3 separate regions of the Homo sapiens genome follow, and regions 1 and 2 are each linked to region 3. A link is a loop called in an ENCODE intact Hi-C map of the cell type or tissue named here. Cell type or tissue: endothelial cell of umbilical vein. All regions are shown on one strand.

What was found. Hi-C counts contacts between places; a loop is a spot of excess contacts. Peaks named below come from ENCODE experiments on the same cell type or tissue, not always from the same donor. Only the 100,000 strongest peaks of a DNase experiment are listed, where the experiment ranks them.
Region 1: it touches region 3 in a loop (4-fold over the local background); 13 of 110 quality-filtered maps call a loop at or near these places.
Region 2: a loop joins it to region 3, with 7 times the contacts of the local background. A loop is called at or near these places in 6 of 110 quality-filtered maps.

The regions. Positions count from the first base shown.
Region 1 is chr10:99,546,621-99,549,120 of GRCh38, reverse strand. No RefSeq gene overlaps it. Among named protein-coding and RNA genes, the nearest start is that of NKX2-3, 15 kb to the right of the region's middle. In endothelial cell of umbilical vein, no CTCF peak of the experiment used is centred here; a DNase peak (open chromatin) is centred at 980; H3K27me3 peaks cover 461 bases.
Region 2 is chr10:99,559,483-99,561,982 of GRCh38, reverse strand. No RefSeq gene overlaps it. Among named protein-coding and RNA genes, the nearest start is that of NKX2-3, 28 kb to the right of the region's middle. In endothelial cell of umbilical vein, a CTCF peak has its summit at 1,270 (motif pointing left); no DNase peak of the experiment used is centred here; H3K27me3 peaks cover 265 bases.
Region 3 is chr10:99,391,226-99,393,725 of GRCh38, reverse strand. CNNM1 (cyclin and CBS domain divalent metal cation transport mediator 1) reads right to left here. Exons shown (of 11, transcript NM_020348.3): 11 at 1-2,289. The coding sequence ends at 2,210. Among named protein-coding and RNA genes, the nearest start is that of GOT1, 38 kb to the left of the region's middle. In endothelial cell of umbilical vein, a CTCF peak has its summit at 1,118 (motif pointing left); DNase peaks (open chromatin) are centred at 1,095 and 1,555; H3K27ac peaks cover 514 bases.

The sequences.
Region 1 (2,500 bases), 160 kb before region 3:
ACCTATTTATGGCTGACTTTTTCCTAATGTAATGATTTAGTGTCCTTTAAATGTGATCAGCATATCCATTTGATTATTCAGGGAATAGAGAGAGGGATAAACAGAAGCTGATGGCATCAAAACCATGATGTTTAGCTGTGTGGTTATTCACTGAATGAGAACACCTGCCCCAAGAGAAATCCATTTCCATCCACCAAGCTGAGCACCTGGCAAAAGCCATACCCACTCAGAGGAAATGATGTCTTTTTCTAATTGACCCAAAGGCACTGGTGGTCCTAAGTAAGCCAGCATCCAATCAGAGCGGTGAGCTTATTTATCTGAAGGAACACTGAGATGGTGGACAGCCCTGGAGGCTTGGTCTGCACGTAGGCTCTAGTGCCCCGAGTCGACATTGGAAGAGGAAGGAGAGCTACTTTCAACCTCACCCCATTTTACACTGGCTCTCGGGCTTGATCCTCATCACATCCCTATAGGTAGGCGAGGCAAGAAGATTTTCATTCCCTTTTCAGATTAGGATGCTACTGCTCTGAGAGATTAAGAGACTGGCTCAAGGTCACATAAAATAAGTACATTTTGGAACTCATAACAATACCAGGCATAGGTGTGTATCAATGAACAAAGGGCCATGGAAGCTAAGAACAGACATCTGTTCTCTGGACTCTGAGTCAGATGCTTTCGCTGACTCCTTGAAAAGGAATTTGGGGCTATCACCAAGTCCCTCTCTTATCCGATTTTGGTCATTGTCAGGAATGTGTGGGTCTTCCTTAAAGGACCAGCAGGAGTGGGGGGCCCAGAGAACCCAAGACTTCCCTCAAGGAACAGCCCAGGAAGGAAGCCTAGGAGACTTGTACCTTTCTGTAGCCTTAGTCTGTGTGGCCTCTGGTCCCTGGCAACATCAGAAGGTACTGACAGGTCCCTCAGAGACAGTGCCAGGAGGAGTTGTGCATCCCATGGTCATCACTAGAGGGCAGAGGCAGGGCACTTGACTGCTTCTCACCACTCAGGAGATGCTAAACTAACAGGATCATTGATAGAGCCAAAGTATGGGTGCAGTTCTTAGCAGAGACATCACCAAGAGCAGCTATTGAGGAGGAAATGGACATCCACTTGAAGCGGCCAACAATTGGTCAATGTGTCTCAAAGAGTTTTCTGGAGAAGGCAAACAGATCAGCTTTATCTCCAGCTCTGATACTAGCTGCGTGATCTTGTACAAGTTGCTTAACCTCTCTGAACCCCTCAGTTTTCTCTCATCTGTAAAATGGAGCAACTATTATTTGGGCCTTCCATGTCCTTAACTAGCCAGTCATCTAGTGGACAATGTAGGTGCCTCTCTAACACATTCAGTCTGAGCAGGCAAGACAGTGCTGTTAAGGATTAAATAGAAGGAGGAAGAAGAACTCTGGGCCTGTTTTATTTATCAAATCCCTCAAGTTACTGTTGTTTGCTGAACTTGTACACAATTCCAACCAGACAATAAATTATCCCAATGTTTATAACATTAGCAATATTAAGAAAAATATGCTTCATTTATATTGCATTTTATACTTTTCTAATCTTTTTTTCCTAAATTATTTCATTTATATCCATCTCTGTGGGTAATACAAAGGAAGCAAAAAACATGATCCTTGCCCTCAAGGAGCTTATTTTCTAATTGAGAATGGAAATAATGAGACCACAAACAAGACTACTTTTTTTTTTTTTTTAAGAGATGGAGTCTCACTCTGTTGCCCAGGCTGGAGTGCAGTGGCACAATCATAACTCACTGCAGCTTTAACCTCCCAGGCTTAGGTGATGCTACCAACTCAGCTTCCTGAGTAGCTGGGACTACAGGTGCATGCCACCATGCCTGGGTAATTTTTGTATTTTTTTGTAGAGATGGGGTTTTGCCATGCTGCCCAGGCTGGTCTTGAACTCCTGTACTCAAGCCATCCACCGCCTCAGCCTCCCAAACTGCTGGGATTACAGATATGAGCCACTGCATTCAGTCACTATTTCATCTACCTTCAGAGAATGTGCAATCACTGTGGGCTGTGCTGGCTGGAAAAGACTTCATCATTAAGAGGCACTTGACTTGAAGTTCGGAGGAGTTTTGGAAGAACTGAGATGTTTCCCCAGGAATGAGCATAGTTAATAAAGGGTTAGCGGGAGCAGGATGGTAAGGAGATTGTGTAGATCATAAAAAAAAAGTGGGAAATTTGGTTGACTAGGCAAAGTAATAGGAGTTCATTAGTGGCCTGAGTGTATATTTGATCCTATGCACAGCGAGGAGCCATAGTGTGGTTGAAAAAAATATAGGTACCTTTAAGTAAGAGTCACTGGGGAAAATAAATCAGTGCCTGCATGAGGACTGGGTTTATCAACTATATACTCACACCAAGGGGGCAAGTTAGGAGGTTATTACAGTAAAGTGCTTAGGCTTTAAAATCAGATAGACCTTGATTTGAACTTGATTCTGTCACTCTAGAGCTGGATGTCATTGAACAAGTCTCAACATTCTCAA
Region 2 (2,500 bases), 170 kb before region 3:
CTTATCTCTAAAAAAAAATAAATAAAAACAAAAATTTAAAAATAAAAAAGTAGAATCATACAATATTTGTCCTTTTGAGTCTGGCTGATTTCACCTAGAATAATATTTTCAGGGTTCATTCATGTTGTAGCACGTATTGGAATTCCATTCCTTTTTAAGGCTTAATAATATTCCATTGTATGCATATACCAGATTCTGCTTATCTATCCAGCTGTTGGTAGACATTGAGTTGCTTCTACCTTTTGGCTATTGTAAATAATGCTGCTATGAACACAGATATACAAATATCTGTTCGAGTCCCTCCTTTCAATGCTTTTGGGTATATACCTAGAAATGGAATTGCTAGATCATATGGTAATTATATGTTTAATTGTTTGAGGAAACACCATACTGCTTTCCTCAGTGGCTGCATTGTTTTACATTCCCACCAGCAATGCACAAGAGTTCAATTTCTCTATATCCTCACCAATACTTGTTATTTTCTGTTTTTTTAAAAATATATAATAGCCATCCTGATGAGTATGAAGTGGCAGAATCTGCTCTTTTGACGTGAACTCCCATATTATTCTTATTTATACTAAAATTTGAGAATTGTTGCTCTTTAGAGGTCTTATCAGCAGGAAGAGAAGCAGTGGGGAGCCTTCTCAGTCTGAGAACCAAAGCAAAGGATTTGGCTACAAGTATCATCCATAGAAGATTGAGAAAGTTCGACATACATCCCACACCCCCACATGAAAAGCTTTTTAAAAAAAGGAATGGTCTTAAACCACCAACCTTTTGGTCTTAAACCACCAAAGTCAATGGTCTTAAATCTACCATTTAAGAAGTTGGTAGATTGAGAAAGTGTAACAAGGAGACTGTTTCTGATCTTGGGAGCCGCTCTGAGTTGGGTCAAAGCAAGGAAAACGGTCCTTCGAACCAAAGAGTTCTCCACAGCAGCCTGGTCAATACTTTGAAACAACAAACAGCATTTATCCGCACAGTGCACAAAGGAAAAAAAAAAATGTTCCTTTCTGGAAATATCTGGCTAAGTTTAGTGAAGCTCTGCTACTACAAGAGAGGTGAACTGATACCACCAGTTAAGACAGAGAGAAGGGAAGGAGGCAAGTAAGAGGAGGTCCATAAAAGGGTGGAACTGTGAGCCTGTGACTGTGGGTTTCCCTCCACCTGCAAGCTTCCCTAACACTTAGGTTTGGTGGGAAAATGTACTGGTAAGAAACTGGGGAAATGGTACCCAGGCATTCCAGTGATGAAAGTGCGCCCCCTAGTGGTTGTTCTCTACAATGTTCAAGTCATTAAGGATTCCCAGAAAAAGCGAGGGAATAGGCTGGTGGAGGGGTCAGTGCTCAGCCCTTACTAATTCATGACAGTTGGCTGGAATGCGGAGAATTTTGAAAATATTCCGATCAACTCTATTTCTCGTGGTAATCTGGATGTTGGCAGTACTTTCACTCATGAAGAGTGAGAGCTGCACTTCTGTAATGCTTACATATCATACTGTGTTCCTCCGTACAACACTGACAGTTAGGTTTTATTATCGTTGGTGTTATTATTACTATTCTCATTTAATGGGTGATGGAACGGTGGCTTAGAGAGATTAAGTGACTTTTCCAAGGCCACGGGCTCTTAAACCATAGTTCCTCTCAATGTGTAAGCACATAATTACATAATGGAAAAGAAATAGTAAGATTTTTGGAAAGAAAATCCACACCACCTTACTTGAGTTCTCTGCTGTGGCAAGCGGGAAGCAGAGATATATATTAGAAAATAACTGTGGGGCCGGCGTGGTGGCTCACGCCAGTAATCCCACTACTTTGGGAGGCTATGGTGGGAGGATCCCTTGAGGCCAGGAGTACAAGACCAGCCTGGGGACACAGTGAGACCCTGACTGTACAAAAATGAAAATAAATCAATTAGCTAGGCATAGTGGAGCACATCTGTTGTCCCAGCTACTCGGGAGGCTGAGGTGAGAGGATCACTTGGGCTCAGGAATTCAAGGCTGCGGTGAGCCATGATTGGTCCACTACTGCACTCCAGCTTTGATGACAAAGTGAGACCCTGTCTCAAAAAAAAAAAAAAAAAAAAAAAAAAAAAAGGAAGAAAAAGTAGATTTATGGTTGCCAGGAGGCTGAGGAAAGGGTGAATGGGGAGTAACTGCTAAAGAATATGGGGTTTCTTTTTGGAGTGATGGAAATATTCTGGGCCGGGCGCACGCTTATGCCTGTAATCCCAACATTTTGGGAGGCCAAAGTGGGCAGATTGCTTGAGCTCAGGAGTTCAAGACCAGCCTGGTCAAAAGAGCAAAACCTCATCTCTACAAAAAATTAGCTGGGTGTGATGGTGCATGCCTGTGGTCCCAGCTACTTGGGATGCTGAGTTGGGAGGATCACCTGAGCATGGCAGGCAGAGGTTGTAGTGAGCTGAGATCACGCCACTGCACTCAGCCTGGGTGACAGAGTGTGACCCTGTCTTAAAAAAAAAAAAAGTTAAAAAAAGAAAA
Region 3 (2,500 bases):
GTACAATACTCTAGGGTGTGCCGAGAATTTCTGAGGACTTCCACTTCTTGGTGGGTGCCAGCCTTCCCCATCAATTGATGGACATTTGAAAAGACCACTTATGATTAAAAACCTGTCTCGAACTGCCCAGTATCCACTTCACTCTGCATTGCAGAAACGCTGGGCTGAAAGTTCCACTATTTAAAATAGTAGTGTTTTTTTTTGTTTGTCTGTTTGTTTTAACTCTTTGTAGGTCTGAGACCTTTGAGAACCTTATGAAAGCTTTAATGCTCTGGAAAAAACATACAAGAATAAATACATTAAATACTGACAGTTTTAGGGGTTTCATAGACCCTCTGAAGTCCAACTATGGACCCCCTGGGGTGATGGACCCCAAGTTAAGAACCCCTGAGTTAACAGTTCCTGTGGGTAAGCATTTTCTTTTGAGATGCAGATAACCCAGAGGAATGATCAGTCTCCCTCCTGCCTGTGAATGACTCAATGGGTGTGGGGAGGTGGGAGGGAGGGTTTTGGAGGAAGGGGAGGGAAGCTGGATGGTATACTACGGGGAAAGGTTTGGGAATGGTTTGGAGATTTAGCAGACAGCACTCGATCAATGAGTTCAGTGAGTACTTGACTGAGAACATCTAAAGAGTAGGAGACAGATCAGAAAGGGAGATAGTTATTCTGAAGACAAATTTCACTTACTTCCAAGTTTTCCCTAAGGCTGGCTGTGGTTGCTTTTCTTTTCTTTTCTCTTTCTTTCTTTCTTTTTTTTTTTTGCGGGGGGAGACAGAGTCTCGCTCTGTTGCCTAGGATGAAGTGCAGTGGTGTGATCTCAGCTCACTGCAACCTCTGCCTCCCAGGTTCAAGCGATTCTCCTGCCTCAGCCTCCCGAGTAGCTGGGACTACATGCCCAGGAGAGATGGGGTTTCACCATGTTGGCCAGGCTGGTCTCAAACTCCTGACTTCAAGTGATCCACCCGCCTCGGTCTTCCAAACTGTTGGGATTACAGGTGTGAGCCACCGCGCCCGGCTTTGCGGTTGCTTTTCAGAACTGTTTTATTCTTGGAAGCAGGTATGCGCGGTCACTCTGCCATCTGGTGGTTATGCTTGGAATTGCACCTGCCCCAACTTCAGGAGAAAAACCAGAGATCCAGTAAGTTCTTGGAATAAAGTACACTCAGCTGATCTGCTAGGGTGTAGTAAGGGGGTGGGAGAAGGACAAATGCATGAAAAAGAAGAATGATTCTTCAACATTCCTGTGTAACTCCCACTGAAGTCCCATGAGATTATGTATCTTTCTTGGCTGACCTGGGCACTCTTTGGTTTGTCATGGCTAAACTTGCTTTCAGCACTTACAGTTTTTCCATGTAAGTTTTGTTTGTTTTTTGCTTTGATTTGCACTTAAGACCTGAAGTTCCATCTCTGGCTCCCAGTTGGGTCTCTCTGCTCCCTGTTCCTTCTCTTCCAGAGCAGAATTATTGATCGATTGAAGACTGCTGATTGGGAGCCAAAACAGATGTGTCCCTGGTAAAAACAGTGACTTGAGGTTCCATCTCACATTCTTTCCATTCCAGCTGAGACATACTGCCCCAGGCTGCTGGAACCCTTATCTAACAGGAAACCAGTCACTAACAGTTTTCTGTGCTGTAATGTCAATCACGCGCCAACATGGCTGAGTCCCACTTCTTTAAAGCTCTGGGGGAAATTCTTGGTCCATCCCCTGAACTAATCTTCAGACCTCCTACTCCAGCCTCCCATGTGCCTGTCTGCCAATGGCACCTTCTGAGCCAAGCTATGCATGAAATGTGTTAGAAAGTTAACATTTTGTTCTGGAGGAAAGAATGGCAAGTTCCAAGACGATAGGTCTCCTATGGCATCAGGGGACCCAAAGAACAAAGAAGAGCATCAGGGGTCCCAGAGTGGCATTGTCAGCTTGCAGTCAGACATCTCTTTTCCAGTCCCAGACTATGCTGTGGAAAAGACCATTTCTAGCATGTTCTATCAGAGGCACCTCCTTCTGTTATGGCCATGTCAAGGTTCTGAGTCGAACTGGAGGTAACGAGGGAAAATCTGCCAAACTGACAGCTAGGGGTGAAGAGATGGAAGGGAAGGCAGAACATTCTGTCACCTGTGGGAGGCCTTGGGGGAAGCAGATGATGGGAGGGTGGATTCTCCCCCAAAGCTCTGGAATTTCACACACCCAGTGAATGCTGGCTTTGCCCTGTCATGTGATCAGAGGTGTTAAATTGGAGTTGTCCTCAGAGGTTCTCTCTCCTTCTGGTGACCTCTTCCTTTTTTGGCCACCTGAAAAAAACAAGTTGCAAGTATCAGCCTGTAACACTGGAGGAACATTCATAATTGCTTGGCAGTCTGAGTTCTTTTCAAAACAGAAGCAGAAATGGAGACAAAGCCCTTGACAGCTTGGTTAGAACTAACCGGCATTGTATGCTGGTGCTGATATTGGCATATTTACATCTTGAAAGATTAGGACGTACTTTCCACATAAGATGCCATC